4 separate regions of the Mus musculus genome follow, and all the other regions are linked to region 1. A link is a loop called in an ENCODE intact Hi-C map of the cell type or tissue named here. Cell type or tissue: heart. All regions are shown on one strand. Region 1 holds the start of Ssh2 (slingshot protein phosphatase 2). Region 2 overlaps Ssh2 (slingshot protein phosphatase 2). Region 3 overlaps Ssh2 (slingshot protein phosphatase 2). Region 4 holds the start of Coro6 (coronin 6).

Evidence for each region. Hi-C counts contacts between places; a loop is a spot of excess contacts. Peaks named below come from ENCODE experiments on the same cell type or tissue, not always from the same donor. Only the 100,000 strongest peaks of a DNase experiment are listed, where the experiment ranks them.
Region 2: a loop joins it to region 1, with 8 times the contacts of the local background. A loop is called at or near these places in 25 of 42 quality-filtered maps.
Region 3: it touches region 1 in a loop (10-fold over the local background); 18 of 42 quality-filtered maps call a loop at or near these places.
Region 4: it touches region 1 in a loop (3-fold over the local background); 2 of 42 quality-filtered maps call a loop at or near these places.

What each region holds. Positions count from the first base shown.
Region 1 is chr11:77,211,391-77,219,390 of GRCm38, reverse strand. Ssh2 (slingshot protein phosphatase 2) reads right to left here and starts at 2,966. Exons shown (of 15, transcript NM_177710.4): 1 at 2,876-2,966. The coding sequence starts at 2,938. It also overlaps a transcript of Efcab5 not described here. In heart, CTCF peaks have their summits at 3,342 and 4,493 (motif pointing left); DNase peaks (open chromatin) are centred at 2,900, 3,210 and 4,460; H3K4me3 peaks cover 2,338 bases; H3K27ac peaks cover 1,709 bases.
Region 2 is chr11:77,303,833-77,311,832 of GRCm38, reverse strand. The region is part of intron 1 of Ssh2 (slingshot protein phosphatase 2); the gene reads right to left. Among named protein-coding and RNA genes, the nearest start is that of Gm24989, 63 kb to the right of the region's middle. In heart, a CTCF peak has its summit at 3,080 (motif pointing right); no DNase peak of the experiment used is centred here.
Region 3 is chr11:77,443,525-77,451,524 of GRCm38, reverse strand. It overlaps Ssh2 (slingshot protein phosphatase 2), which reads right to left. Exons shown (of 15, transcript NM_177710.4): 14 at 1,303-2,137. Among named protein-coding and RNA genes, the nearest start is that of Coro6, 16 kb to the left of the region's middle. In heart, CTCF peaks have their summits at 3,387 and 4,775; DNase peaks (open chromatin) are centred at 2,114, 4,664 and 6,474; H3K27ac peaks cover 758 bases.
Region 4 is chr11:77,459,194-77,467,193 of GRCm38, reverse strand. It overlaps Ssh2 (slingshot protein phosphatase 2), which reads right to left. Exons shown (of 15, transcript NM_177710.4): 15 at 6,974-8,000. It overlaps Coro6 (coronin 6), which reads right to left and starts at 3,283. Exons shown (of 10, transcript NM_139128.2): 1 at 3,084-3,283; 2 at 1,406-1,528; 3 at 870-999; 4 at 595-776. The coding sequence starts at 3,281. In heart, a CTCF peak has its summit at 4,848; DNase peaks (open chromatin) are centred at 2,173, 3,173, 4,253, 4,583 and 2 weaker places; H3K4me3 peaks cover 2,471 bases; H3K27ac peaks cover 3,560 bases; H3K27me3 peaks cover 2,199 bases.

The DNA.
Region 1 (8,000 bases):
ATCTTATATGACTCAGTATCTGTGATGGTCACTCATATCTAGTAGGTAATTGTATTAGGTTGTTTTTCTTGATCCTTGACCAAACACCTAACAATAAGCTGTTTAAGAGAGGAAGCACTGGCTTTGGTTCAGAGTTCACAGATACAGTCCATCAGGGAAGGGAAGGCATGGGAGGAGAAATTTGCTAACAAGTGGGCAGATGAGGAAACAGAGAGAGGGAGTGCTGGGCTCTGCTGGACTTTCCCTTTTTCTTCAGTCCAGTACCCACCCCATGGGACAACAGTGCCACAGTTAGGATGGGTCCTCCCTCCTCAGTTAAACCTCTCTGGAAATATTTTTCACAGTAAAATTGACATTGAAGATTAACTACTACAGTGATCAAGTTATTTATGCTTAATTTAAAAATGCTGAAGAGCTGATAGTACTAATATGTCCATCATTAAAAGAGTAAATCTTCAGCTTCACAAACTTCAGTTGTTCTTTAAAGAAAAAAAAGTCAACTACCTTTTGCACTCTTCCTCACTTTTAAAACCAAGCAAGCAACCAACCAACCAACCTATTCATATAGTAAGAGATAAAACGGCAAAATACATGCATGTCAGACACTGTAGCACAAGGACCACAAGACAACTGAGCTGAGCACAGGTCTGGATGGAATCAAATAGGAAGACAATTTAAAGGGAAAGAGAAGCGGCCTGTCAGCCACACTAACAATGCTGATTGTTACTCACACAGCAGTGCCAGGATTTCTCTACACACAGGGCCAAGTATAAACAACTGCAATCATCAGACCAGGGCATATAGAACTATCTGTCATTTAGCTTAATAACTGAGTTTACTACTCAATATTTACTATAGTAAATACTACAGTATTTACATGACCAATCTTAATTGCCTACCTATGCCAAAATGACTATTAACATTCCTCAAGATTCTAAAGTATTCCAAGTTTTGACTAATAAAGCCATGTCAAATAAATATGGCTTTACCAAATATTATTCATTTACTTCAAGACAACTGATATAACAATAGCTTAATAAATGCTACTGTAACATAAAAGGTTTTCAGCAATGCCCAGGGGAAATAGTTTTACAATACTGAGTTCTACTTCAGTATGTTATCTACTAACCCTTGATTGCTTTCACAGCCAAAACTAGGCCTGGTAACCACAAAAATCAAAGGATTTACTATTGGAGTGAGTTACTATGGTCTGAAGATTTTCTATCAATTCTGAAAAATCTACCATAAAGTGGAAAAAATCCACTCATGAAAATGCTACATATTTCTACCCCTCTCATATTTGCCTAGAGCAAACCCTAAAGTGTTTCATCAGTTCTGAAGTACAATTATTCTCAAATCACAGAATCATAAAGCTTTAGAAAGTCCAGCAAGCCCCCCCCCCCATGCAAGGATTCTTTATATCACCTGTCTGGCCAAAGCTCCCCTGGCTTCTGCTTGATACAATGTGTGCTATTTTGCAAAACAGTGCACTTGATTTTTACAAACGTCTTCCCTAAACTAATGGAAATGTGCCTCTTTAAACTTCTACCCACAGATTTCAGTTTTGTATCCTGTACCATCACAAGGTGAATAGAGTAATTTCTTGAATTAGGGTAGTCATACAAAAACACACAAGAAAACTCACAAAGGAAGAAACTACCACAATATGCAACAAAATTTTGAAATTCAGGAAACTATATTGAAATCACAAGGCAACATGCTTTCAAGATATCAAACTCCTATCTCAGTTAACAAATATTAATGACCCAACTTTCTTTCATACAGTGGAAAGTCATGGTGTTCACTGAATGCCTCTTTGCAACTTGACACTACTAAATCTAATGTTAAAACTACAATTCTATATGAAATAGTTCTTCAATTGCTCATATTTTCATCTAGATGCCTGTTTTTTTTTTAAGACCCATTTTACCACACTGGTGCAATGCTAACACATGCTAGCAGGTATTCACAAATATGAAGCCCGAGACTAGAGCTATAAAGGAGTCATGGTGGAGGTGAAGGCATAGAAAAGCCCAGCAGAAAAAAAAATGCTAATTGATGAGTGTTTTCCTTCTGGAAACATGCTTTAGCGACACAGCATTTGAAGTCATGAACCATCCAAGCACAACCCATGAGCAAGAACGATCATGAGCAATGAGTGGAAGGCATAAATGTCTATAAGATGGAAATGAATTGGCACTGGTTATCAAGCAGCACCAGAAGCTTTGGGTTCTCACTGAGAAAGGTAGAAGTCCAAGAAGCAGAGATCACTGCCATCTTTTAAGGGTGGGAAGAAACCAGGGAGTAACTACCACCGAGCAGTCCAATGAAGCCTAAACTGTACGGAGCACAAGAGAGATGCCAGGGACTAGAGAAAGGCACACACAGGGCGAGACGGAAGAAGGATGCGCAGTGCACTGACTGGGTCCCTGAAACGGTGTGCGTAAAGGATATGGGTGTGGGTCGGGGGTAACCTAGGAGCCCACCCTTCCTCTCCCTGCAACAGAGCAACAGAGGGTAAAAGAAGGGGGGAGGGTGAAAAGCAAGAATGACTCATAGCCGAAAGGAAGTGCTCAAGCCATGGGAAGCATGCTACGGGAGATTTCTGAGCCAGCGCTGTGAGGGACTGGGTGCTCCGGGTGATGGAGGTTGGGGAAAAAACAAACAAACAAACAAACAAACAAACAAAAAACCCCAACGTCTGGCAGTCGCTGCTGCTCGCCGGTAAGATGAGGGTGTGGGGGGTTCGCAGCAGCCTGAGTGCCAAGGCCTGGGAAGAGGCGCGGCGCGTGCGCAGTGGCGTTCGGCGGGACCCGCTGAGGCAAAGCGGAGCCGCAGTGACAGAAGCTGGGAGCTGCCGCCTGGAGGGACTCACCGAGGCGCAAGGGCTGGAGGTGGTGCTGGGGGTAGGCGACCGCTGGACCGTGACCAAAGCCATCTAGGTGCTGCTGGGTTGTTCCGGGCAGGGCATTCTCGTCCTGAGTGTGGGGGGCGGGAGGGTGACGGAGCCGGGATGGGGGACGATGGGTGAGGCGTAGGGACGAGGGAAACGGAGAGGGAGATGAAGCCGCGGGAACGGCCTCGGGCTCCGCACCCACCACCGGACTCTCTCGCCTACTGACGCGCCGAACGGGCGGCGGGCGGGCAGGCGGGCGGTTCGGCAGCTGCGGGGCACAATGAGCGCTCCCAGTGCGCAGGCGCCACCTGTCAGCAACCGCCTCTCCCCTCGGCGCGCGCCGCCGCGGCGGCGTAACCCTTAAGTTGCCGGAAGCGGGCGGGCAGGCTGCGTGCGCCGCGCCTCGGGCCGCCGTCCCCTCCCGGGTCAGCTCTCGAGCCCTACTGCTGCCCCTGCGGCTCTGTCTGTCCCCGCTGCGCGGCGTGGGGCGAGCTGGCCAAGGAGCCCTGGAAGGCAGCCAGCCAACCGAGGGTCCTGATCTGGGGGTGGGGGTCGGTGGGAGAGCCGCTAATCCTCACTCCAGAAAGACAACCATTTTATGAGTGGGGCGCGCAACCTTAGAGAAAAACTGAGGCGAAAATCCTGAGGCGAACACGTTTTCTAGTGGAAAAGGGCTCCGCAGGTGCTATAGACGCTTTCTCTGGGCTAGACCCGGGAGACCAGCCCTCCTGCTTGGACCTGGCCCTCAAGAGGGCTCCGTCTTAATGAGCTTCCCCACCCTCCTCATCATAAAGGGCCTCAGGGTTAACGACCAGACTTTTCCTAAGAAAGATTTTTCCCCCCGGTGGTAAACACTGGAAACTTCGTAGTAGCCTCAGGCTTCCTTCCTCTACAACCTGCCTAAAGTCAGTCACTGTACCTGAGATGCTGAGGGAAGGGGCGGGCACAGAGAGCTGGACCCTGAGTTGGAAAGCTCCAACCTGCTATTTTTTTTTTAAAACCTCTCAATTGCTTCCTACTGTGAAGATCTCCACTAAACAAAGATCTTTTGATCATTGAGCTTTTTTTCTTTCCCCCATAAATTTGACTATTTCATAAATGCAAGTGAAAATGTAGAATTAAAATATTTTAAAGGAAGACATTTCTAAATGGTAAACTGCCAACATCAACCAAGCATGTAATGGAAAAATCAAGACTAAAAAGAAAAGGAAAAGTCACGCAGTGCAACCCGTTGATATATTTACACAGAGATAGTTGAGGGGATGAACTGGTAAATACCACCATCCATATCAAAGCTGTAGAAAACACTCACTTATGGACTCCAGTTTCTAAAGCCCACCTCTTTCTGTTTGTCACTCAAACAATCTTGGATCTCATTGCTCCTTTTAAACTGATAGGGCTGTCATAAGCTCTTTCTGGTTGCTGTGTGGTTAAGTGACACAAGAACCCTCTATGCTGAGTCTTTGTTCTCTCCCTGGGGCCCTGTGGTTGAAGTAATTAGCAGGGAGGTTCCATCAAGAGTCACTGAGGGTCCCTGTACTGTGCCAGTCCTCTGTAGAGTGTAGTGCAGAAAAACCAGTTGGTAGGCTTTTGCCCCCTGGTGGTGATCAAGACTGCCTATGAGATGAGAATTGAAGAACTGTGGTTCACAGATGAGAAACAACGTTATCCCCAGAGCTCCAGAGTGAACAGGAAAGAGAAGGCAAGGTTCAGAAGTAAGAACTTTGAACCAAGACTTAAGAGACTAAACAAAAAACTATGTAGAGAGCCAAGATGAGAGCTAAATGTCCCCAAATAAATGTATTTATAAACCGAAAGAGAAGTATTGTCCAAATCAGTAATTCTCAGTATGTTGATTTTCCTACTGATATGTGGTTGACAACTTGGGTTTTCTTCTATATAGTGGCATACTCTAAAGAAATTCATCTGGAAAAGGAGACATTTAAGTCCATTAACCTTACAATGAGACCAAGCACTGCTGTGAGTCAGACCTAGCTTCTAGTTCCAGCTGTGTAAAACCTTATGCAAATGAGTTGAACTTTTTGAGCTGTAGTTCCTTATTCTCTATGATGAAACCCTAACTTACAGGACTTTCATAATCAAATGAGATAATGTATACAAATTAAAAGGTCCTACATGCAGTCAAGATAATTTTCTATTCTCTGAAGTGTATTCTGAGTTCATAAAGGCCTTGTTGAATGTATATTATGTACAGGAAATATCTTCAAGCAAAAGAAAAAAATGAGACATGGTCCATGCTTTTTCTAAACTGTAGGTTAATGGTCAAGATATATATCATCTGTAGTTAAGTATAGAACATTTTTGTTCAGCATGTCTAAGGTGATGAAATTGGGTTATAAAGTACTCAACTTGTACAGTTTGTATCAAGAAGTTGATTTATTATCATATAAAAGAAATGTATCTCAGTGGTATATTAGAAACTGATACTTGAAAATTATTGCTGCATATTATCTACTGAGAGAAAGAGAATGTTAATGTATGTTATATACTAGGTACTCTTTTGTTTTTCATTTGTGCATCTATGCATATGTGGTGGAAATGTGTGTGAGTGTAAAGATGTATGTGCCTGTGGATAAATGTGTAGAGGAAAAAGGTCAATGTCAGGTGTCACTCTGTTTGTTTGTTTGTTTGTTTGTTTGTTTTCCAGAGATGGGGTCTTTTACTGGACCTGGAACTCATCACTTCAGCTACACTGGCTGGCTAATAAGCCTCTGGGATGGCTTGTCTGATGCACCGGGGTTACAGATGTGTGTCAACACTGTCTTTCTTTTTCTTTTTCTTTTTTTTTTTAAACTCTAATTTGTATTTTACCTTAACTGTGGAATGGGGAGCATGCACATGTCATGGTTCACCTGTAGAGGTCAGAGGACAACCCATGGGATATAGGTCTCTCCTTCCATATTGAGGATCATCAGGCTTCATGGCCAGGACCTTTACCCACTCACCCATCCCCACTGGTCCCCCCATGGCTATGTTAAGGAAAAAATAAAATAAGTGTCTCAAGGGTTCATAGCCTATGATCAAGGATAGATAGATAGATAGATAGATAGATAGATAGACAGACAGACACACACATACACACACACATATATATACATATATATACATATATGGATGTATATACATCAATAAATAATTGAACTATAGTTTAATGGTACTATGGATTCAATCACCTTTTCTAGACTCTGAGGAAAGTATTGTAGACATAGGAAAAGTCTAGATAAAATATAAAGTTACTTAAAAACAAAGATTGGATTGTCAGGGTAAATGTTCTTTGTATAAAATTAAATTTTAGGCTTTGGCTATAGATTCCGAGATAGCTCCTTTTTTAATTGGCCTGGATTATAGAGAAGAAATCTGTTTTCACTGTGCATTTGTTACCCGTTCTTCTCTGGGATCCATGTTCCTGATGGATCTTCTAATGATCTGAGAGGTGATATCTACTATGAAAATCCAAAAACCCTGGACTGTATCAACTTAATTTGTTTCAAGTTTTTGTGTCTGAGACTTGGTCGTCTGTGCCCAGGCTGACCTCCAACTAGATCTATAGCAGAGATTAGCCTTGAGCTGCTGATCCTCTTTCCTCTCCCTCGCAAACGCTGGGATTGTAGGTATTCATCACTAAATTTGGCAGTGATAGATTAATTTGGGAAAGAAAATCCAAAAGTAGGATTCTCAACAGAGCCAAAAAGATGAAAGAACATCCTAGTTCTGCTTACAGCTCCTTCACTCTTCCTGTTTGTAGGACCAGAGGCCTGATCATGATAGTGGAGTTCATCTCTCCAGGAGTGAAATTATAGGGGGATTTGAAATTTCTGAAGTCAACTGGTTCTTAAGCTTCAAAAGCAATTGACCTTTTCTATAGGAAGCTACTTCTCCATGTTTTACATAGCCACGACATTTCAAGAAGGACCTCAGGTTAAGAAGCAATGGCTCTCAGTCATTTTTTTCTCCACATCCTGACAGCCATAAAAATATTTGTGTGACACACTGGGTAAGTTAAAAAGAGTTAAAGACTTGGTATTTGGGGAAAAATTCATTTTCTTTCTATCATATACTTTTTAAAAAACAACAGCAATAACAAAACCCTCAAAACAGGGTCTCTAGTAGCCCAGGTTGGTCTTGTACTTACTTTGTGTCTGACACCTGCAGTGCCTGGTCCTCCTACCTTAGCCTTTCAAATACTGCAATTACTAGCTTATGCACCATGCTTGGCTTAATGATGTATACTATTCGTAAAAGATAAAATAAATGATGTATCAAGGATATTAAATATTTAATTTGTATAAGTTTCAAAATAAAATCTTTTTAAATTTTTGGAGTATCCGAGATTCCTTCTGTAAACATAGCATGTTTTAATATACAGTTTTATGACTAAAATGACAGCGTTCATTATCTATGAAAAACTGTAATGGTGACCTCTTCAAATTATTGGTAGCCATTATTGGTAAGAACTTAGTTTATACATGTAATTAATAAAAACTTAAAATAATTCTCATTTTAACATTTACAAGTATCAATATTTGTCTCTTATAGCTCATTCTTTCCTTTGTCCAACTAGAAGATAGAATGTGAAAATTTCTTGTGATAATGCGACTGTTTTACTACCCATTTAAACTTTATTATCAAATGTATATTGCAAAATAATTACAAATCTCTAATTTGCAGAGTATCCTGTGTTATTGGAACAATAATTAAGCAGCTAACTTAGACATAATGAAAAAGACACCTCAAACATAAACAAGGGGAAATAAATGTATAATTTATATAGAAAAGAAGAAATTGGGATCTGAATCCATTTAGAAGTATCTGTCGGCCTCCTGTTCCTTGGGTTCCTAGCACATGTTGTCTTCTGGTAGCTCTAAAGCTCACTGGTCATGGCAGGCAGTAATATGCACAACATCTGTCTTCTGAAAACGATGACCTGGCAGTAGTATACTCCTTAGCTTTGCTCAGCAAGTCCTTCATCAAGCCCAGTGGGAACTTATATTAGAACAGGTCATCTCTCCCTATTCTATCTGAAAACTGACAAAAATCTTCATATAATGGTTCTATGGCCCCACTCAAACCACTGTGATTTGAA
Region 2 (8,000 bases), 92 kb before region 1:
CCTAACAGCAAGAGCAGGGCCTGTCTCTGACTCTGTTGCCTGCCTTTGGACTCCTTTCCCCTAACTGGACACCTATTAGCCTTAATAGGAGGAGATGGGCCTAGTCCTATTGCAGCTTGGAATGCCTAGGTGGCTGATATCCATGGGAGGCCGCCCCTTTTCTGAGTAGAAAGAGAAGACTGGAGGATGAAGGGCAGGGTAGGTGGGGGGGGGGAACTGTGAGAGAGTGGAAGCTTTGATAGGGATGTAAATTAATTAATAGGAAAAGAAAAATATGGCAATACTGTAGGGCATTTTCTCAATTAGTGATTGGTGTGGGAGGGCCCAGTACATTGTGAATGAGGTCACCCCTAGACTGATAAGAAAAAACATATTGTCATGGAAACTGTAGTGTGTCAGTGTGTCACATAGTGTACCTTTTTGCCTAAACAGCTTTTCTTACAGATGTTTATCACAATTGGTCATTGGTCTGGTTTGAAGCCTCTGGCTTCAGCTACATTATCAATATTGGATCCTCACAGGACTTTTATAGGATATCTTGTTGCCCTGTGTCATGGAGATCCTGTAGCTTCAGTTCTGCAGGAGCAGCTCCTTCCCATGCTCCAGCAGTTCACAGAAGGTAGATGGTGGGGAGGGCCAATTAAACATCTTGGATGGTAGCTGACCTGATCAGCCTGCTAGCTCTCCTGCACCCATGCCACCATGGCCAACTCTCCAGCACTGCCCTGGTAAGGAGCAGGTCAGCTTTCCCAGGCCCATGGTATCAGGCCCAGCTCTACCATGCTGTTCAGGCTTGGGGACAGGCTAACTCTCTCACCTGCCAAAGGTGGCTAGGGACTGGGCCATCTCTTCCATACCCACGTCACAAGGGCCAGTTCCAGTGTGCTTCCTAGGAATGTGTGGGCTCACTCTCCCAAGTGCTGCAGCTGATGAGGGGATTCAAATTTTTAATTAAATATTTTATTAAAAATGAAAGTTTCCTAGAAGGACCCTCCAGAATGCACCAGAGACCTGGAAGGTAAGAGACTCTCAGAACTCAAAGTGAGGGACCTTAGATGAAATGACCAACAGAGTGAACTTATAGAGCCCACCTCCAGTAGGAAGACAGGAGATCAAGTGAGAGATGAGGTTGCCACCCCACAGTCACAACTCTGACTCATAATTGTTCCTGTCTGAAAGAATTACAGGGATGGAAATGGAGAGGAGCCTGAGGAAAAGAAGGTCCAGCGACAGGCCCAAAGTGAGATCCAGCTCAAGGGGAGGTCCCAAGGCCTGACACTATTACTGAGGCTATGGAGAGTTCACAAAAAGGGACCTAGCATGACCACACTCTGAAAGACCCAACAAGCAGCTGAAAGAGTCAGATGCAGATGTTTGCACCCAACCAATAGACAGAAGCAGCTGACCCCTGTTGTTGAATTAGAGATGGCTGAAAGAAGCTGAGGAGAAGGGTGATTCTGTAGGAGGACCAGCAGTCTCAGTTAATCTGGACCCCTAAGATTTCTCAAACACTGGACCACCAAACAGACAGCATACACCAGCTGATATGAGGCCCCCAACACACATACAGTAGAGGACTTCCAGGTCTATGCTCATTCAGATGCACCTAACCCTCAAGAGACTGGAGGCCCCAGGGAGTTTAGAGGTCAGATGAGGTGGAGGGTGGGTGCATCCATGTGGAGACTGGGTATGGTGGGGAGGAGGTGTGGGGTGTGGATCAGTTGGAAGGTGGAAGGGGAGGGGCGGGGAATGGAATATGAAGTGTAAAAATGAATTACAAATAAAATTTTAAAAAAAAGAAAAAAAATTTTTCTTGGGGCTTGAGATATGGCTCAGTAGTTAAGAGCACTGAATGCTCTTCCAGAGGACATGGGTTCAATTTCCAGCACCCACATGACAGCTAATAACTGTAATTTCAGGATCAACACCCTCAATAGACATACATAAAGACAAAACAGTACATATAAAATAAAAATAAATTTTAAGAGTTAAAATGTCTTTCTCTCTGTTTCTTTCTTAGTTTTCTTTCTCTTTCCTTTTCCCTTTCCTTTCCTTTCCTTTCCCTCTCCCTCTCCCCCTCCCCTCCCCTCCCCTCTTCTCTTCTTTCTTTTCCTGAGAGAGGGTTTCTTTGTGTAGCCCTGGCTGTCCAGGAACTCCCTCTGTAGATCAGGCTAATTTCAAACTCACAGGGACTTACCTGCCTCTGTATCCCAAGTGCTAAGATTAAAGGCATGCACCTTCACTACCAAGCCAAATATTAAAAATTATTATTATTATTATTATTATTATTGCTATTAGTGTGCGAGTGCGCACATGTGTGAGTGAGTGTGTGTGTGTGTGTGTGCGCGTGTGTATGCCTATGCTATGGCATGTGTGTGAAGGTCAGAAAACATTTTATAGAGTTGGGTTATCTCCATCCACTTTCCCTGGATTCTGGGGGACTCAAACTCATGTCACTACATTGGTGTGGCAAACATCTGCTGAGCCACATCACAAGCTCTGATTCAAAAATGTTTTTTATTTTGAGACAAGATGTCACAATGTGCCTTGGTCGACCTGGAAAACTCTATGTAGACCAGACTAGCCTTGAAATTTTATCTATATGCCTACCTCTTCTTGACTGCTGGGTTTAAAGGTGTGCACCACCACACCAGGCTGATCCCAAACTTCTCACACAGTGTAAATGTGTGGCAAAAGAAGGACAAGCCAGCAATTCAGAAAGCTATCACTGTGGGAATGCTGTTCACAAGACAAGTGGGCTTTGACTCCAGTTGTAAAGATCTTGAGGAGACCGACTGACATTAAGAAAAAGGAAGACTAGCAGAAATACAGTTAGGGACTGTGATGAGCTAAGTAGTGAATTGAAACCCGAGCTTGCTTTGAGGTAGGCTCCAAATGATAAATTGCAGAGGCCTGAGCTCTGAACGTGGGGACCCTGGGGAGGTATTTGTCAGCATTTTGAAAACCTGAGTAAAATTATAAATATATTGACTGAATAGCAATGAGTCTTTAAAGGAAAACATGTTTTTTCCCCTAAAGCCAGAGGACACTGGTCAATGTTATCACAGATCTCCAGTAGAGGGCAGACAAGTCAAAGCATACACTGCTGTGTTACCAGAAATTGCTAAGAGAAAGTATACATTGTCTTTACTTAAAGGCCATTATCAGAGCCTTAAATTTTAGGACAAGGATCAGCAGATCACAGAAATCTGGAGTATAAAATGCTTCTCAACAAATGTGCAAAACAAATATGCACACACAGGACAGCCATACCAAAGATGCTAGCAACACTCATTACTGTCCCCCCTACCCATCACAGGCAGGTCCTAATGATTGATGCCACCCAAATAAATGACTAACTACATATATATCTGGGCCAGGATTCCAACCTTTGTTCTCCATTTCTTTTTTGTTAACTAGGGAAGTGTTTGTTTCTACGGCCTTTAAAGTCAGAGGTGAGGTCAGGTTACCAGAGAGAAATTCTGATACACACATGGCCTCAGCAGGCTGAAGAGCTGTCATGTCTTAAGTCTTACTAACTTAATATTCATCCATAAATATTTAAGACCTACATAAAATGATTAGAAATTTCAACAAACCCTTTAAAAGCTAACTTTGCAATCATAAACTCATTTTCTTTGGCTTTTAAATGAGTCTTTAAAGATATAAGAGCAATCCTATTTAGCAGATTGACTTTCTGTCATTTGCTGAAAGTTTTCCTTCATGCTTTTGTGTTTTTTCTTCTTTTCTTTCCTTCCTTTTCTCCTTTTCTTCTTTCCCTTTTCTTTTAGAGACAAAGTCTTGCTATGTTGTGCAGGCTTCAAATGCCATTTCCTTGCCTTTAAAACATTAATGTCTCCCTCCCACCCCCCTGCATATCAAGAAAAAGCTTTTAAAAATTGAGAAGTATTATCTCTTTTTAATACAATACTTTTTTCTTCTGTTTTCATAAGGTAATTAGAATTCAGATAAATGAAATGAACATAGAAAGTTTACAATGACATAATCAGATTATTCTAATGATTTTATTTTTGCAAGATAGTCTTTAGTCTAGAGTGCCTGCCAAACTGAACATAACTAAAGGGAACATGGTTATACCTCATGGGACATCTCCTCCCCTATGCAGATTCTAATACAGATGAGGACCACTTCCAAACATCCATCTGCTAGTCCTCATCACTGACGGCACTAGTAGCTCCAATAGATGCTCTGGTTAGAAGCATAAACTCAAAGAACCAGCAACTCCACAAAACTGTGCTTCATGGAAACAGGAAAATGTCAAAAGGGATTCCCAAGATGGTATCCTAATCAGTAAACCCTTTCCAAGCAACCACTTGTAGTGATAAGCAATAAAGAAACACTTATTACTTACTTCCGAGAAAACCCTAACTTCCCCAACACCACCTCAACAACTCATGAAAAGAATATCCAAGCCTACCAAGTGTTGGTGAGATAAAACATTACGTGATACTAGAGAGACAATGGGAAAAAGAGTCTGCGATACAAGATAACTAGCAAGTATGTCACACTGAAAAACAAATGAAACCAACACACACACACACACACACACACACACACACACACACACACACACACACACTGGTTGTTAGCCACCCAATGTGGGTGCTAGGAATTGAACTCAGGTTTTCTGGGAGAACAGTACACATTCTTGACTGCTGAGCCATTTCTATAGATCCTGGGGATTAAATTACAAAGAAGTGTATTGAAAAGCTAGTTAGGGAAAATGAAAAAGAGCACAGATTATTAGTTTGATTTTAGTTCCTTTCTGCTTTTCTTCAATAGAGTCCTTGGACTGTGCAGCAGTTTCTATATCTGCTCCACAGGAGAACTGTCTAATCAGAGTTCCCCCCAATACTTAATTTGTGTTCCTATATACTGTCTACACATATTTAAAAGAGCCCACTCAGAATTCCAAACCATTAAGTTGTTCTTAGTCTTGCATCCTAGGGAAATACCTCAATGAAAAACATTTTGCTTTTTCCTTTCATCAAGGTATTGCCTGGTTGTCAGTAAGAAAAATTTTGCAAAAATAAATTCTGATCATCTTCAATTGAACATAAGCCTTCCTTTTTTTTTTTTAAAAAAAAGATTTATTTATTTTTATATATGTAAGTACATTGTAGCTGTCTTCAGACACACCAGAAGAGGGCATCAGATCCCATTATGGATGGTTGTGAGCCACCATGTGGTTGCTGGGAATTGAACTTAGGACCTTTGGAAGAGCAGTCAGTGCTCTTAACTGCTGAGCCATCTCTCCAGCCCAAGCTTTCCTTTCTTAAGGTCATGTTCTTTCTTCTCATATATATTTTCTTGTGTTATGTGTGTTCACATCTCACCCTGAACAGTTATGCTACAAATATTGAATGAGTCACTAGAGCAAATAAATTATGACAAAATTTCTGAAATTAGGGTTTTAATATAATGAAAAAAATTCCACTGATAAAGGGAAACTTCTGGAAAATTGTCTAATAGGAAATACCACATAGTTTTTAAAGATTTAAATGCATATGAAGGGTCGAATGTAGCTTAGTGAAGTGCTTGTCTAGCATGCCTAAGTATCTAGGTATGATTTTCAGAGCCAAAGCAAAACTAGCTGTACATGGTAGTGCACATCTTTAATTCCAGCACTCAAGAGGCAGAGACCAGTAGATGTCTGTGAGTTCAAGGCCAGTCTGGTCTATATAGAGCTCTAGGTGAGCCATGGCAAAATCCTTTACCTAACCAAACCAAGGCAAACAAAAAACAAAACAAAGAACAAAAAGCAAACAAATCAATAATAAGGAACAAAAGAATAACTAAATATAACAATGCATGTCTGATCTACAAGTAATGCCAAGTGCTATATACTATCCAATAATGTGATTTTATGCAAATGAGGACCACAGAGAAACTAGGCCCAGAAGAAAAGAAATCAGTGCTTGCCTCATATGAAGTTTCTCTCCAATAATTTGGTATTATTTAACAAAAACATTCTATATCTAGAAATATATCGCACTGTTGCTAAGGATGAAAGCCATGCCTAATACAGTCACAGATGAACTATATGCACTAGATATCTATTGTTTTACCTGTCCTATTAATGCCTTTTTCCTTGATGGTGCCCTGAATTTCTTGCAGAGAACCCTTTTCTATTCTCTTGCAAGAACTACTGAAGAAAGGGTATATTTCCATTTGGGTGGCCAAACTGATTTTTTTTCCAAAAAAGTATAGGTATCATTGTTAATGGTTGCTTTCCTTGCTTCATAGATAGAGCATCTACAAGAATAAAGCAACACAGGAAAGACAGTAGAGGTGAGCAGTGAGCCGAGATATCTTGATGAGAAACTTTGAGGTTCTGAATGCAATTACACCTTAAATTCTTTCCTTACACTTCCAAAATAACTTTTATTTTCCTGCTTGAACAGTTTCTATTATTCTCAACTAAGGTTCACATCACATTCTCTCACGTACACAAACAATCAAGGAGAGGGATGAGGTAAACAAAGAGGCTTCTTTACATTTTATAGGTATAAAAAGGAAACTGCTCAAAGGTCAAATGACAGAGTACTGCTGCACTACCTGTAGGAATAGCCCTCAAGTAAACTGGGAGAAGCCAACAGAGATAAAGACCATCATAAACTTAATGCAGGATTTTAGTTATTTTTAAAGGTTTTTTTTGTTTGTTTGTTTTTGTTTTGTTTTGGTTTTGTTTTTCTCGAGACAGGGTTTCTCTGTGTAGCCCTGGCTGTCCTGGAACTTACTTTGTAGACCAGGCTGGCCTCGAACTCAGAAATCCGCCTGCCTCTGCTAAAGATTTATTTTAATTTTGTATGTATAAGTGTTTGCCAGCATGTATGTCTGTGTACTATTGGCTACTCAGTGCTTGTCAAGGCCAGAAGAATTGGATTGACAGGATGTTATAAGTCACCATTTGAGTACTGGCATATGTTCTCTGAAAAAGATGTTAGTGTTTTAATTTAACCACTGAGCTATCTCTTCAGCCCTACATATATTTTTAAAATGCCTAACCTCCAGTGAAAAAAATTTATGCACTAATTTTGCAACCAGGAATGAGTAGAGATGAAGATGGGGAACTTTGTGTGGTGTTAAGGACCGAACCTGGGGCCTTGTACATGCTGGAGAAGCACTGCCCTCCTGAATCACATCCCAAGACCATGATAATGTCTCTTACACCCACACAGTTAAGGCTGCCAATACCACACACAAGGTTAGCAGGCTCCATGCATGTTCCTTGGTAGTGACCAACCAAAGGCTCTATTAATTTTCAGGATTCTACAGGGATACTATATGATTGCAAATCAAGCTTTTGTTCAACCTGCCCTTGGACTACTTCCTCCTATGTGTTTAGTGTTGTTATTTTCAGATAGGCACACCTTCATAAAAAGACATCATCATTGCTTTGCCTATGTAAGAGAAACTATCAAGGTCGAGGTTAGAGTGGTGACATACTGACTGAATTTTAAGTACTTGTCATTATAAATTTTGTCCTGCCACCTAATGTAAAACAAAAAAACTAGACTTTGATCAGAGGTTATAGTTCCAAGCAGGCTAGTAAGTGTATGGTAAGCCAGGAAATACTATTTACCTCTAGTCTATAACTTATGACTAAATCAGAACAAAATAAACTAAATATTTTTATAATATCGTTCTATAGACATAAGTGATTTTAGATGCCATAAAATATTTTCCCCCAAAACATTCAGAAAATTTAAATTAAAAAAATATACATGTGTCAAAGATAGGCTCTAATATATTCCTTTGAAATATCATTGGCTTGAAGTAATATTTTCTTGTTTATGCTACAGGTTTAGTAGCTGCTTTTTTCATCGTTTGTGACAAAGTGGATAACAGAAACAACTCAGGAGAAGAAAAGTTGATTCGGTTCATGGTTTCAGAAGAGTTCACTCCAGCAGAGCAGGGCAGGCAGGGCAGCAGACGCACTCAGGCCATGGCTGTGAGAGCACCAGCCCACGAGGGAC
Region 3 (8,000 bases), 230 kb before region 1:
TATGTTAGAGTAAACTTGAGACTTTGTTGAGACTTTGTCTTAAAACAGACAGACAGACAAAACAAAGCAACTTTTTTTTTTAACCATCTATGGCATTTCCTCTTTCTTCTGAAATAGTTTATAAGAAATCATTCATCACCAGGCATGGTGGCTCATGCCTTAAATCCCAGCACTTGGGTGGCAGAGGCAGGCAGATCTCTGAGTTCGAGGCCAGTCTCGTACCACTGGGTAAATTGCAGGAAGGCCAAGGCTACACAGAGAAACTTTTCTTGAAAAACAAAACAAGACAAAACAAAACAAAACAAAACATATGCCACTTGGGAATCTTAGGATTCTGGCTGCTCCCCCAAATTTATCCTCCCAAATGACCGTTTGCTTTTTAAGCTCCATAGGACTGGAGACAAAGTCTCTGGTCAGCATCACTGAGCTCAGCACAGATAATCTTGCTACTCCAGCAACTATTTACAAGTGTCTAGCTTGTGAACTTCCGGAGACAAAATGTTTCCCAAACAAACCCATCTTCTCAGATGCCATTTCACTCAGGTGGCACTGTGGCACCTCATCACTGCTCAGCTTTGACCTGAGCCCCAGGGTCCACAGAACTGCCTTTGGCTAGTTCTATTCTGGCATCATCTCCTTTCAGAAATGCTTCCAACAGGGGATGGAAAGATGGCTCAGAGGCTAAGGGCACTTGCTGCTTTTGCAGACAACCTGAGTTTGATTCTCAGCACCTACATAGTGGCTCACAACCATCTATAATTCCAGTTTCAGGGAAACTGAAGCCCTCTCCTGACTTCTGTGGGCACCAGGAACACATGCAGTGCACATTTATACATGCAGACAAAATATCATAATGCACATAAAATAAATCTAAAGTGACATCAAAGCCTAAAAAGATAAAATCCTTAAAAAGCCTCGTTTCAAAGGAAGGTCTCAGCTGGATTGTTTTACCATCTACTAGGGAAATCTTTACTAACATCAAGAGTGAATCTAAGGGCTGAAGAAAAGGCTCAGTGTTAAGAGCGTGTACAGAGGACGAGAGCTCAGTCCGCAGCACCTATGGTAGGCAGCTCACAAGCCCCTGCAACTCAAGCTCTCTGGGCACCTTTGCTCATGTGAACTGCCAGCTCACACATATATTAATGAAATAAAGGTTAGGGCCGGGGGTAAAGCTCAGTGGTGTAGCCTGGCTGAGCATGGGTGACCCCCTACCCAGCCTCTCAAAGGCATTAACACAGCAAAGTCTCCAATAGTTTCTTGGGTGAGAATTTCATTAAATAGAAAACCATAAAGCAGTTTTACCTTCGACTGGTCCTCATCCACAGAAGACTCTTCAGAGGCGTGGGGCGTATTACTCAAAGAGCTGCTTCTCTGGTCATCAGCTGCCATTTCTGAAGCTGCCACTTCTATCACTGACAAACGACAGCCCTCACTCCTTCCTCCACCTAATTCTTCTATCCTTGAGTGAGAAAAAGACCGAGACCGGGTTTCTTGAGAAAGCTCTACAAATTTCTCCAGGGCACTAAAAAAGTCAATACGATCTGTACTAAAATCTGAGATGGCAGCTTGGCAACTGGCTTGGGGGCTTGGTGACTCCAGATCAGGTGACATGGGGAGGTCTTTCAGTCGAGATGTCAACTCTTCCATTGGCAGTAGGTGGACATTCATGTCTGCTTTCAGTGCGTCTGTCTCCAGATCTTCCACAGCTAAGTCTGGGAACTTGTTGGCAATGTCTGGGGCCTGTCCAGGTTGGAGTAAGGCTTTAGACGCATGGCAGTTGTCAAGAGGGAGTTTTGATTCACTGAGACAACACCCTGATGAGCATCCATTGATGTCATTTAAATTTAATTCATCTTCAATCTGTCCGGCACGAAACTCTTGTGAAGAAAACTCCAAGCAGATGACTCTTTCTTTGGTGTGTAGTCCTTTCTGATTTGCATCTTGTGGGACCACATGTTCCATAAAGACGGTAGGCATGGCAGCAAGGTTCTCCACAGTCTTCACCTCAGCGATCTGGTCTGCTGACGTGGTCATCTCCTTCTTGTTGAGCTCGAGCCCAGGTTTACAGATGGGTTCGTGGTGGTCTGAAAGGTCACTATCTGAATGAGATCTCCAGAGTTTGTTATGCCGCTGTTTGCTGTGAACAACACAAACAGGTTTGTGAAAACAGTCAACATCCTTCCTGGGGAAACCACACCCAGAGAAACTTATCTCCTGCGAATCCTTGCTCCTATTCACTGGACCAAGACAAAAGAACACTGCAACTTATATGAACAAAACCCAAAGCAAACAGCAATAATGGCTAAGATCTGAATTGTTTCTCGAGACAGAGCTTCACTAGAGTCCCGGCTGACTTGGACGAAACTCCTGCCATCTCTTGGGTAGACCAGTCTGCCTCAAACTCGTAGATATTTCTCTGCCTCTGCCTCCAGAGTGTTGAGATCTGACTTTTTTTCTGTAATCAGATTAATGGTACCTGAAATTGTTGTTAACAGTCACTATTGATAATCAAGTTCTCTCATGGCATGGGTAAGTGTGACCTGTTGACTTCAATCTTTTTAACGTCTTTTACTGTGTTAATGATGGGACAACAAGTGGAGATATGAGGACAACTTGAAATAGTTGGTTCTCTCACTCCATCACCTGAGTCCTAGGGAATCTGTCTCAAGTTGTCAGGCATAGTGGCAAGCACCTTACCTGATGGGCTATCTCACAGGCCCTGTCAAGTGTAGCAATAGTTCTCCAAATTTAATCTTTAAATAATCAGTTCTTCCTGTTAGAAGTTTTCTTGAGGAAATATTTTAAGGGTATATGGTTTTTACACACACACACACACACACACACACACACACACACACACACACATATAACTGGGGTTCAGTTCCTAGTAACCACATAGTGGCTCAAAACCATCTTTAACTCCAGCTCCAGGAGATCTGATATCCTTTTCTAGCCTTCAAAGGCACATGGGTACCAAACATACATTCAGGCAAAACATCATACACATAGTGGCTCAAAACCATCTTTAACTTCAGCTCCAGGAGATCTGATATCCTTTTCTAGCCTTCAAAGGCACATGGGTACCAAACATACATTCAGGCAAAACATCATACACATAAAATAAGATAAATAAATCTGCTCCTCTCAAGACACAGGGATCTATGTAGAAGAGTAGGCAGAAAAGATTATAAGAGCCAGAGGTGGGGGAATGACTTGAAGAAACAACGTCTTCCAGACATGACAGGGCTGCCTCACATACAAACTCAGACTGTGACAGCACACACAGACCTGCATAAGTTCAGATAAAACCTCTCAGCACAGAGAAAGGGACACAAAGTCCTATTCCTAACCAAGAAGCTATTTGCAATAGGTATTTGCTGGGAAAGGGGAAATCAGTTTTCTCCACTAGGGTGGCACTGGATATATCAACTATGCTCTAGAGCAGGCTTCAACACAACATGGGTACTATGGTTTTGGGGTGCTATTTGTCTTACTGGTTTTTGTTTGTTTTGACCTATGCCATCTTTTTTTTTTTTTTTTAAAGAGGGAAAGAAAGGTAGGAAGGTGGAAGAAGATTTGGGAGTTGGGGGAGGGGAAGGAATACAATCAAAATTTACACAGTTTTTTAAAAAATTAAAATATCTAAAATCTTTAAAAAAATGTTTAACAATTTAACCAGAAATAAAACAAAACAACCCCCCAACCTAAAGAACATATAAGTTACTCAAAAAGCAATAATCTTTTGGAGGTTTATTATTGGAATAAGAGCTTATGTATTAGCTTTTGTTGCTGGGCAGATGTGGGGGAATGGTGATCAGGATCCTTCTTATTTTTATTTGTGAGGATGACCATAGAGGTCAGAAGAGGAGTCAGATCTCTAGAAGCTACCCCAGTATGGGTGCTGGATACCAAAGTGGGTTGTTGAGCCTTCTATCCAGCTCCCCCGTGATCAGTCTTTTGTATGTGTTTGAAACAGGATCTATGTGGCCTTTGCTGACCTGGAGCTCACTATGTAGAACTGGCTAGTCTTGAATTCACAGAGCTCCACCTGCCTCTGCCTCCTGAGCGCTGGGATTAAAGGCGTGTACCACCATGTCTGGCTAAGGTGATCATTAAGTTAGAAAATAAAGGAGGCCTAGTAAATGTGGATTGAATATGCTGTTATAGAATGAAGAGGATGAGTATAGAGGACAAGCCTTTCCCAAAAGATCTTAGAACTTGAGACAACACTTAGGAAAATGTGGTCCAAAGAGGGCTCTTTATCAACCCCAGAGATCACTACATAGTCATTCTTTGGTTATTTCATGAAGTGCAGTCTGAGATGGGGACAAGTTTACTTCAAACTACATGCTTATAAAGGAAACACAATTATCAAAGCCCCAGCCAAAATATCTCAGCTGCCTGTACCGTTGGTCAGGATCACCTGCCCAGGGATTAGATCCTAAATATGGTGCTTGACAGTCCCCATGATTTAATAGCAGACAAAGAGTTACCTAACTTCTGGGTGGAAGGGGAAACTCAGTTTCAAACAACTTGCCCGTGGCTTGGGGCCACACGAGGGTTCTGCTGAGTCATGTGCCTACACTGATGTGACCCTGTTTCTTCTCAGCTCTACACCTGCTCTCAGCTCCCTCTGCCGTCTGCTGCTTGGGTGGGGCGCTCGACTCAGGCCTTCACAGCAGAGGGTGCTTTCCGTCAGAGAGAACAGGTCAAATCTGTTTATGAAGACAAGCTATAATCAGCTGGCTGGGTGTACAGTAGAGCTTTACCCTTTTCAAGCTGCATGACCTCTAGCCACCCCTAGGAGGAGACAACATAACACATATCACACATCTCAAGTAAGGGAGAGGCAAGCTGACTGCTTTGAGAAAGCATGGACTAAACTGTATTATTACCAACCAAGGCCAGTTTGCTTCCTGTGTGAGGTTCTTTTCTTAGTTCTGGAGGCCTTTGTTTCCAGGCCTAAATACCACCTGTGCTTTCTGATTTCCACACTGTCACTCATTGTGGGGTTGTGCAAATGGGTCTTCTCATTCAGCACCATAAGAGAAGTCCTGTGATGATGGCTGAGGAGACAGCTTGGAGGGTAGCTGTTCTCAGCCATCTGACAAAGTATGTCAGATATAAAACAGCAGCTGATAATTAGCCAACAAACAAATGAGAAGTTTCCATAATCTCAACAATTCCCCAAAGTATAGTTTTTTGTTTTTGTTTTTGTTTTTTTAAATGCTGGCGAATTGCTTATCAGTCAGGGCTGGGGAGATAGCTCCGTGGTTAAGAATGATTGCTCTTGCAGGGGAGTTAGCTTCAATTCTTAGCACCCACATGGTGATTCACAACCATCTATAACATCCAGAGAATCATGCCCTCTTCTGACCTCCATGGGTACCAATCATGCATGTGGTGCATAAACATGAACATAGGCAGACACTCATACATACAAGGAATAAACCTAGTACACTGAAGTGCTGTATCAGTCACGAGGGGATACAGATGGGAGCTGTGCTAGTGAGGAGCGAGCTAACATCACAGCCTGCTGCTCAGCAGGGACTTCCTTCTCTTCTTGGGGGTTGATGATCATCAGAAAATACTCCTTTGAGCCTTGGGAATACAATTGACACCTACTTATAAGAGAGTAAGAAATAGCATTGGAAATGTAAATGAGGAAAATACCTAATAAAAATATTAAAAAAAGAGAGAGAGTAAGAGAAAGAAAATCTAATCCAAAGACTGGCCTGAGGCAGAGTGGTAGGCACACTAACACAGTCCAGCGACCACCATCACTGCTACAGCACCACAACCTTCACGTGCTCCCTGCTGACCTGTAACCTCCTCCCTCCTGAGCTCTGTGCTGATCATCTGTCCCTTCCTCTCCCTTAAAATGTTATTGCAGGTGGTTTTAAAAATTAACTAATTTTAAGATCGAATCTTACTACACAGCCCAGGCTATCATGCAACTCACTATATGAAGAGCAAGCTGGCCTTGAATTTACTGAGATCTGCCTGCCTCTCTCTGCTGAGATTAGGGGCATGCCCACCACACCCGACCATAAAACATTATTTTGGCTAAAATGTTTTCAAGCTCCATCACTGTATGTAAATTTATTTTCATAAAGTGAAATAAATGTTTCACAATTAGTTTGTCCATATGGTTGACAAATAGTCTTAGCTACTATAAACATTGCCAGGGACATTCTTGTAGCTGCTAAGACTTCAGTCTCTCAGAGGTGTCATGCAATAGAGTGTAATATATGGGTCATGGGGCATGTGTGCATCACTGGTTTGCTGGGAACACTAGATTGCTTTTCAGTTAGGCTCTGCCTGGTGTATTCTAATGCTTTGACATGGACAGTACTTGGCACACAACAGTAGATCATATCTATTATTTTAAACTGGTAATTTCTAATCCAGCTGACCCCCACCTCCCATTCTAGGCAGGCAAGTAAATAAACAAGCTGCCAAAAAGGAACTTCAGAGTTGGCTTATGGCCTAGATGATGCAACCACGCCTCAGATCTCCCCTCCTTCGAGTGGCCCCTGACCTGAATTTGGAATCATGTAAACACAGGCACACATATGACTAGGCTACTCTGGGAAACAGTTTAGTTTTCTTATTTATTAGATGAGCAGAAAAAATGTAATTGATAAGATATATAAGACATTCTATTCTCTTCCTTCTGCTTTCTTGCTACATGTTAGGTAATAGCATCAACTCTTTAAGAAATGTATACAGAAGAAAGTATTGCTAGAAGTGTAGGGCTAGGAGACTGAGGTTGGCCGTGGTTACCTTCTAGGGGACTAGGAAAGCAGTGTTGGCACTTCCATGAGTTGTGCATGGTCCTGGATATTTTCAATTATTTAGCCAGAAAGCTATTTTAAAAAATCCTTTTAAGCCACAACTAGGCTTGGCTGTCATGGGACCAGAAATCCATGTCCTTTCATTTCAGGCTCCTTGCTCTGGGCTGACAGCTATGTCTAACTAGACTGCTCTCCACCAGAAAACCAGGATAAGAAGAGAGCCCTGCTATCTCTGGCCCTCATAACCAAAGTGGACATGTCTGAGGACATGACATACAAATTCTCTCTAGCTTTCCTCCCTAGTTTTCCTCCTGTCCCCTTTACACTGGAACCTAATACCAAAGACACATGGTTCAACTTGCAAATGGTCTGCTTGAAATTTGAACCTGTCTGATAGAGCATAAATCTGGCAGATGCTTGTGGTAGCAGGAAGAGCTTTATAACTCGCTCTTCTTGCTACCACCCCACAACTATTAAAACAGAAAAAAAATACAACATGAAAAATACCAACAGTTTAATTATACCATCCTTCTTAGGTCTTCAAGAGGAAGAGTAAACCAGCCTTTTCTAAGCTACCAATGATATTTTGAGAGATGTAAGAAGTTCTTTGCATTTCTGACATATTGCTGTGGCCCTCATGCTCTCACTAAGACTGTAATCAACTGAGATGTTACTATAGAAATAGGTTACTCAGAGGTCACTGCACCAAGAAGCTCCCTCCAACAGACAACAGCTGGCACAACCAGCCAAGTACCCAGCGCTGCTCTGTGTAACTACAGTTAGAGGATGCTGGGATCACAACTCTTACTCTCTGAGAGCCACCATGTGTTTCCTATGATGTGAAAACAAGATCCAGAAAAAAATACTATTAAGGAACAACCAAACTTTGGAAGTTGTCTCTGTCTAACTGCCTTTCAGAGAGTTCCCCCTTCCTCTGTAGACCACTCCACACAGGTGACACCAGTGAAATGGAGGGACAGTGAGGCTTAGTTGGATTTGGTTCTAGAACATTCTTTATGAGCAGTCCTGGCGGTCAAAAGTGGCCTAAATGATATCCCTAACCTGGACATCACAACACAAGAGATTCCAGAGATACTTTTCATGCCATTTTTCTGGGGAGTTGGTATGACTGTGATGGTTGGAGGCAGGTTAATGTCAGTGGAGAAGGAAAAAAAGAACATATATGAATGTATGCTTTTTTGG
Region 4 (8,000 bases), 250 kb before region 1:
CGCCCACCCGCCCTCCGGCTCCCAGCCGCACCACGCCTGTGCTCCAAGCAGACATGCAGGCACCCGACTTCCCAGGTTAGAAGGAGGCTGGCCAGGACAGGGCCACTGGCCTCCCAGGGCACCCAGCTGGGATAAGCCACGCTTGAGGGTTATTTCATCCCCACCCAGTGGGTCAATGGGTGGAAAGGGGGTCAGGTCTCGGTAGTCAGGCCCCAGACCCTGGAAGATGGCGTTGGATATCTGAGAGGAGAGGGTCCTGAAGCTCAGGTTTCATGCAGGTTCTGGTTGGAGGATGGAGTTTCCAGCTTCTCCCTCCTCAATCTCAAAGCAAGGAGCCCTCCTCGGAGCTCTTAGATGTATGGGAGGGGAGCGAACCGGGTTGCAGTCTGGGAGTTTACTCAGGGTAGGAGGGATTGAGGCTGTTGAGCCTGCAAGGGGTGCGGAGGGGGTTGGGTCATGACTAATCTCCGGAGTAGGGATAAGACAGGTAAAAGCTGGGACCAGAGGCTCTGATGACTGGGTATCAGGCACTAACGGCTGGTGTTGAACAAGGGGGTGCTAGCTAGGGAATAGGCAGCCAGGCCAGGCACTCACCGCAACCACTTGACTCTTCCGGGGGTCAATGATGCGCAAGGTCTTGTCCTTGCAGGTGGTGGCTAGCAGGCTACCATTGCTGTTCCAACACACGCTGTGGATGACGTCAGGGTGTATGTCGTCCAGGCTCAGCAGTACCTCCCCAGTGCCCACATTCCAGATGATGATCACATTATCACCCCCTGTCCAGAGTGACCAGGCGTATCATCCGAGGCTCTCCTTCCTCACTCCCACCCTCATCTACAGAAGGGACCCTCCTTAGCCCCACCCCAGACCTGCACTGAGCAGGACATTCCTGGCAGTAGGATGCCAAGACAGGATGCCCACACGCTTGGAGTGGCCCTCGAGTGTGATGACAGGTTCTGTGATGTTTCTTACAGGGGTGTAGTCTGGAATCTGCCACACCTAGGTAGGAAGAAAGGCAACAAGCAGGTGGGATTCAGAGATGGCTCACACACTTAGTGCTATTGGTCTTCTTGAGTGGTACGGGTCAAATACAGGAAAAAAAACTTGGTGGTACCAGCACCGTGAAGCAGCAGTTGTGAGCTCTCCAAAGACTGCCTTACTCTGTCAAGAAAACTTCAGAGTGCTGTACCCCTGCTCTTAGGGCCCCAAGTTATCCATGGTTATAATTAGTTCTAGGCAGTGCCCTCTGGGAGGGCGCAGGTATGTATTTAACTAAAAATAATCTGGGAACTGGGCAGGACAGGGCAGAGCTCCTGGCCTCTACCCCTTCTATTATCTTCCCCAGCACAGGTGAGACACCTCCCCGTTCCCCAGCCCAGCTTGGCAGCATCCACTAGTCTCCTACCATGACTGTGGTGTCATCTGAGGCACTGGCGATGACGTTGTCATTGTGTGGGCACCAGTCAATGTCCAGCACAGGGCCAGTGTGCCCAGTGACCAGTGGGTAGTTCTTATCCACTCGTCCTGTCTGGAGGGGTCAGAGAGGGTGATATGGGTTCACTGTCATTCGTGTGTGTGTGTGTGTGTGTGCACAAGCACCGCTGGGAACGGAACTCAGGGCCCAGCACTTGTTAAGTAAATGGTCAACCAATGAGCTGCATCCCAGGCCCTTGCTCTCCTGTATGTGGTTTTGAAGTGGGCAGTAGATTTGTTTACCTCTCAAATCTGTGTTATTAGTTTTCTCTTTGCAGACCTTTTTCAGAATTTAACCCCACCCCCACCCTCAGTCTACTCTTTGAACTTTGCTGGAGATGCACAGTGTGAATGCCTTTGTATTAGGAAGTCTGATTCAGAGAGACAGGCTGACCTAACAAAGTACCCACAGCAGGACACGGAACCCAGACTCAAGTTAAGGTCTCATTATGTTGATTAGCCTAGGCTGATCTTGCCTCGGTCTTCCCAGTGCTGGGCTCATGGGCGTGAACCCACATGCCCTGTGAGGAGGATGTGCTTGAACCTGTCCCCCAAGTTGGAGGACCTTTGGCAAGCCCCTGGAGAGAGAGGTCTGAGTGAGTGACTCTGACGGCAGTGGCTTAGCCCCTGGGGCAGACCTCTCCCTTGGTTTCACCTTGGAGTCATAGGCAGCACGCAGTCTTGGTGCTGAGTGTCCCTTACCAGGGGCTGGCACTCGTCTTTCTTTTTGTCTTCATGAGTAAGTTGTGGGAGCTCTGAAGACTCTGCAGGGGTTGGCATTGGCCCAAAGCACATAGTCTGGGAGAGAGGGTGACTAAATGCCATTGACATGGCAGTCACACTGGGGGAGGAGGTGGCTCGGGCTGAAATGTGAGCCCTTGGGATGCTGTCTCTGGATGGTGTCTGCATTGTCCAGCGTGAGTCATAGGCTATTGTCAGGCCTGTCCTGACCCCACCACTTGTGAGGTCTTCTTTAGCAAGGTATAGGGCTCAGTATCTAGGTCAAGGTTATGCTTTGGGGTATCTCTCCTGGGGTACAGATGGCTACGTGTCTGCAAAGGTGGCAGTCAGTGCCTGGCCCTTTCCCTCATGTGCAGGGGAGGGAAGGCTCTGACTATTGTAACTTCTCTTTTTAGTTTCATCCCACTCCCAGGATCAGAGTCTGAACACCTCTCTCTCTCTCTCTCTCTCTCTCTCTCTCTCTCTCTCTCTCTCTCTCTCTCTCTGTATCTCTGTCTCTCTCTGTTTCTGTGTGTGTCTGTGTGTCTCTCTCCATCTCTCTGACTCTGCCTTTCTCTGACACTAGGTAAAGATAAGGTTAGAGTCTGACTGGACCTTGGTCTGCTGTATCCCAACCATCTCCATCACTAACACCCATCTTGGTTTCTGCTAGGAACACAGTGCTCTGTGGCCTAGAGATCGGGCGCACAGGTCACGCTGATGTTGCTGTTCTCCACCATTCTTTGTGGGTTTGGCAAAGACAGAGTACCCAGTCCACACAGACTGCCCTTCTGGAGGCCTGGACTTCAGTGAGAAAAGGCTAGTGTGGGATATATCCCAGAGACCCTAGCCAGTGCCCTCCCAATTGCTTTCTTCCCCTCACCCCTCACCTTGGCCAGAGGCAGGACAATGAAGGCACCTCCACCTCCAGCCTCCACAATAATGGCTAGAAATTTGGGGTTGACGGCACAGAAGGCGCTGTCCCATGTGACCTTGGATACCCGGATGTCCTCATAGGCCTGGTCAGCCTTTGCTGCCTGACCAAACACGTGGCGGAACTTGCTCTGCCGAACAACACGCCGGCTCATGGCTGGGGCAAAGATAGGGAGTATCAGAGTCTAGAGGCACGTTGGTCCTTAATCCTGCGAGCTGTGGAAGGGAGGAGTGAGTGAGTAGGATTATCTGGCCAGGATCTTCAAAGTGACCAAAGTTGGAGGCTGGTTTTTGACATCTGTCTCATGTTGTTTAATATGAGGGACAAGGATGGGGAATCTCACCGCTTCTTAGACACACAGGCTAGCCGGGATAGCAGAGGCTGACACAGGGCTGAAACTTCCTCCAAGACCTAATGTTTTGAGGAGGAATATCAGGGGGTCCCCTCATGCTGCTAGTCATGTATGAGACCTCTTTGCAAGTGTTTGTCTCTCTGAAAGGCTCCCCACCCAACACCTTCTCTTTTAGTCAGTGGACCGTAGCTCAAGGCTAGGTAGGACTGCAGCCCTCAAGATCCCATATTCACATCGCTGAGTTCAAGCCGGTGTGTCTTTTTCTACAGCTTGGCCAAGAGAAGAGGTCCTTTTGTTAGCCCTGCTTCCTACTCTTTTTAAAAGATTCCTCCGGTGGTGTGGGGTATGTGGGAGTAGGGCGATCTTCCTTCTGTCTATTTCCCCATGCACTGATTTCTCCGGATGGGGTGGGGTGGGGGAGTCCTGGCTATGGTCATCTGACACAAATATCATACTTTGGTCCAGCCTCTTGGGTGCGATGCCTGGGCTGGCTAGTCCGTTCTCTTGAGGGTGGGGGCCCTCGACCCCACCTGCAAGGACCAGATGTGCAACCAGGGAGGAGGTGAGGTCCTCTTTCTGGTTCTACGACTTCGGCTTCTGGAGCTAGGAGCTTAGCAATGCTTGCTACTTTTCCCAAGGGGACACAGCAGGTTCTCCCAAAGGCCAACTGCTTCCTGCCCCTCCCCTGCCCGGGCATCCTTGTGCCCTTCAAACCACTTCTGTAGCCCCAGGCCTGAAGGCCGGCCTACTCGCCCCCTCCTCCAGCCTCCTGCCCCGGCAGTGCGTTCCTGTGAGACTAGGTGTCTCCTCGCCAGCCGCTGTCCGGCCAAATATAGACACCAAGTCCGCCCTGACGAACTGAATTTAGCGGCGGGGGGGGGGGGGGGCGCAGACCTCTGCCCCCTCCAGAGACCCCGCCCGCGCCGTTGGCTGCGGTGGCGGAGGCAGGGAGGGGGGTACCTGGTCCTAAGCCGGGCGGGGGTGCTCACGCTGCGACTCCTCTGCGGAGCGGGCCGGGGTATGCGAAGGGCCGAGGAGGCGGCGTCCGTGCGTCCGGGCCAGGGTGTTCCGGCCGCTGCCTGCGGCTCTCGGCTGCGGGCTCCGCTGCAGTCCCAGCTGCTGCTGCCATCAACCTGAGGGGGCGGGGCCGGACGGGGGCAGGGCCAGGCCAGAGCGGCTACGCCCTGTCCAGCGCGCGAAAGTCCGGCGGGCGTCTCAACTCCGCTGTAAAAAGGGAAAAGTAAGTGTGCGTGCGCTGGCGGGGTGTTCGTGCCTCGTGTCTGCCACCGTCCCTCGCATACAGGTTCGGGAGGCGCTTGGTCCAAAGAGAGACACGGAGAATGGGAGCCACCGCGCGAGATCAGGTGCCTGCGCGCCGCATTCCTGCCGCAATCGCGCAGCTAATTTAGTCGTTCCCAGCGGGCGGGGTTGTCCCCAACAGCCACGACCCGCCGCGAAGAGGCCTCAGAAGATACTCTGGGGGAATCGTCTCAGTAGCTTGATGAGGGTCTACGTTGACCCAGGGCAATTGATGAGGCTACCGCTGTTATTAACATCGATGGCGATTGTTTGAGAACTTAAAACTTTGGCACCGGTATGGGCATTTCATCCCTATTAGAAGGTTCTATGAGCCACAGCTTAAGCCAGGCAGAGAAAAGTAAACTAACTCCCAGCACTGGGTTCAAGGGGAAGATGTTGGCACAGATATTTGGCCATATTTTAGAGGTCAGAGAGACCAACTCTGAAGATGTTTAGCCTTCTGGTCTTTGAGATGATCCCTTTATTTTAGGGCAGAATTCCTCACCCCCAAGACCCAGTCTTGAGTAGTGTTCAAGGTCAAGAAGATAAAATACAGCCAGTTTCTTGAGTTGCTGTTTATTCAATGCTTGCCCATGAGCTCTTGATTTCTTCCCTCCCATCTTAGGTTCTGAAGGGCAGTATGAGGCCAGTTTCAGGCAGCACATAGACTCAGTAGTGCAGTTTTCCAGAGACCAGTGTGTGTGTGTGTGTGTGTGTGTGTGTGTGTGTGTGTGTGTGTGTGTGAGAGAGAGAGAGAGAGAGAGAGAGAGAGAGAGAGAGAGAGAGAGTGCGCACCCATGAGCATGTGGGTGTCTATAGGCTTGTTTCTCAGAAGGGGTTTAGGCAATTAGTGGCTTGTAGAGGAACAGAACCAGAAATTGTTAGTGCTACACAGAAGATTTGTGGTTTCTATGTGTGCATAACCACAAAGAGGGATGGAGTCTTTAAGATTCCAGGTACATGGTTAGCTCATATCGTTCTGGGGGCACATTCTAGTAACCCAAGTTCAGTTCTCAGAACCCACAAAGCAGCTTACAACCATCTCTAACGCCAGTTCTGGGGAATCCAATATCTCAATAGCTTCCATGGGTACCAGACACACATGTGTTGCACCAACATGCAGGAAAAATTTCCACACACACAAAGTTAAAACAAAACACCAGTCAGGCAAAGAAGCCACTGGGCTTGGTTCTCCCATAGAACTGTCAGTGGGTCCTGTACTGCAATCCATGAGGCTAACAGGAATTTTGTTTCTCAAACTCATTTCCTGAACAAGACCTGGCAACTGAGACTAATTTGGTTCATTTGCTTTGGCTACAAAGCCAAGACTGAACATATTTAGTTGGTCAATATTCCAAGGACTCCTAGAATATTTTGTGAGGTGACCATACCTTCACATCATGTATCCCCACTGGAGAATAGCAATGCGCCACTCACTTGGCCGACTCAGAGAGAAGTAGGTTGGCGTTTTCTTTGAAAACATCAGAAATTTTGTTTGACAATTGGGCAACTAACAGAGCTCCCCCAGATAATACCGTATTTGGGCTGAACTGTACTGCATTTGGGTTTTGTAGCTTTTAAGTGTTTATTTTTTTAATGTGCATTTGTATTTTGCCCGAATGCATGTGTGTGAGATGTCAGATCTTGGAGTTAGACAGTTGTGAGGTGCCGTGTAGGATTTGAACTTGGGTTCTCTGGAAGAGCAGCCAGTGCTCTTAACCACTGAGCCCTCTCCCCAGCCTAGTAGATTTCACTGTGATGAAAACTCGTTTGCTCTGTGTTAATGTCCAGTGAGGTTACTCACCCAATAAATCCAGACACTGCTAAAGCAGGTCACCGCAGATGTCCCACACCAGTCACTCTGCACCACAGCTGGTAGAAGAATTTTGCTTATTCATTCTAACATTCAGGTGACAGTTTCTGTGAGTGACTCTTTGACCAGCCAAGTTCCCAGCCTGGTCACCTGATTTGAGTCTCATTGTCTGCAACTTTTTGTAACTCTGTTTCCTTCGCAGTCTTTTGTGAAAGGTAGGTTATATACATGCACATAAACAAATGCATGTACATATGTTTATATATGTTTACCTCCCCACATTAAGTTCTTCAGTGTGTGCTGATCTGTCTGTTGTCCGGGCTGTTTTCCAACCTCCCACCTTCATCAGCACTTCCCTTTTTTGTTACACTTGAAACAAACATTTGTCTTCAAAATAAAAATTTATTCAATCTGTAACAAGAACATTGAATCTGCGCACAAGTTCACATTTAAAAACAGCGGAGCACATCAGTAATAATAAAAACAACTATGATACAAGTGGGACATCCCAACCACCAGGATTAAGGAAGGAGATGAGACCACTCTTTATATTCTGCTTTGAATGCCTCAGAAAGGTCCCAGAGATTCCAGGGAGCACCTGCTTTTAATAAAATGAGAGCATAGAGAAGTTTGGGATAGCCTGGACAAAGGTAACAGTCAGTGCGAGTCTTTTGGACTTGTTTGGGTTTCAAACAAGTCTTACAAAACAAAGTTTAAAGGGAGGAGGGTGGGAAAGGCACCTTTGCTACGCCAAGCAAATCAATCAAATAAAACAAAACCCATCATTTCCCAGTGGGCTTACTGACTAGGACACATGTCAGTTTCTCAGCTTTCCATTTGGGGTATTTGCTCTCTGTAGACAGGATGCTGCCACCAGCTTCGCTGTGAAGGCCGATGGCAGCACCAGCCCTATACCTGGGGTGGGGTGGGGCTCTTCAAGTTGGTAAGAGGTGATTCCAGTTTAGAAATCCTGTCCTAGATCTCTGGGGCACTGAGATGAGGCTGGTTCTCTTCCTAGCAGAAGCAGGCCTAGTCACCTCTGCTTCAGGCTGGAGCAGTACAGAAGCACCTTGCAATAGCTCTTCATGGCATCAAGAGGTCCCAAAGCCCTGGGGAGAGCAGCGTGCAGCTTCCTGCTTTGGTGGCAGGCCTTTTCCTAATATGGGTGCCAGATGAGTCGAGGCAACGCATACACTTATGTCCAATACATGCTTGATCTTTTAGTTTGGAAGGGATAACGAAGTCTATGATCTTTTAAGTTGGATTGGTGCTGAAACAACGGAATGTCACCTTGTCTACCGTTAAAAATCAAAAACCAAACAATCATACTATCCATTCACCATCACGACCATCACTATGGAGACACATCAGCACTAAGAAAGGACTGCTGGATGCGAGTGCAGGACACA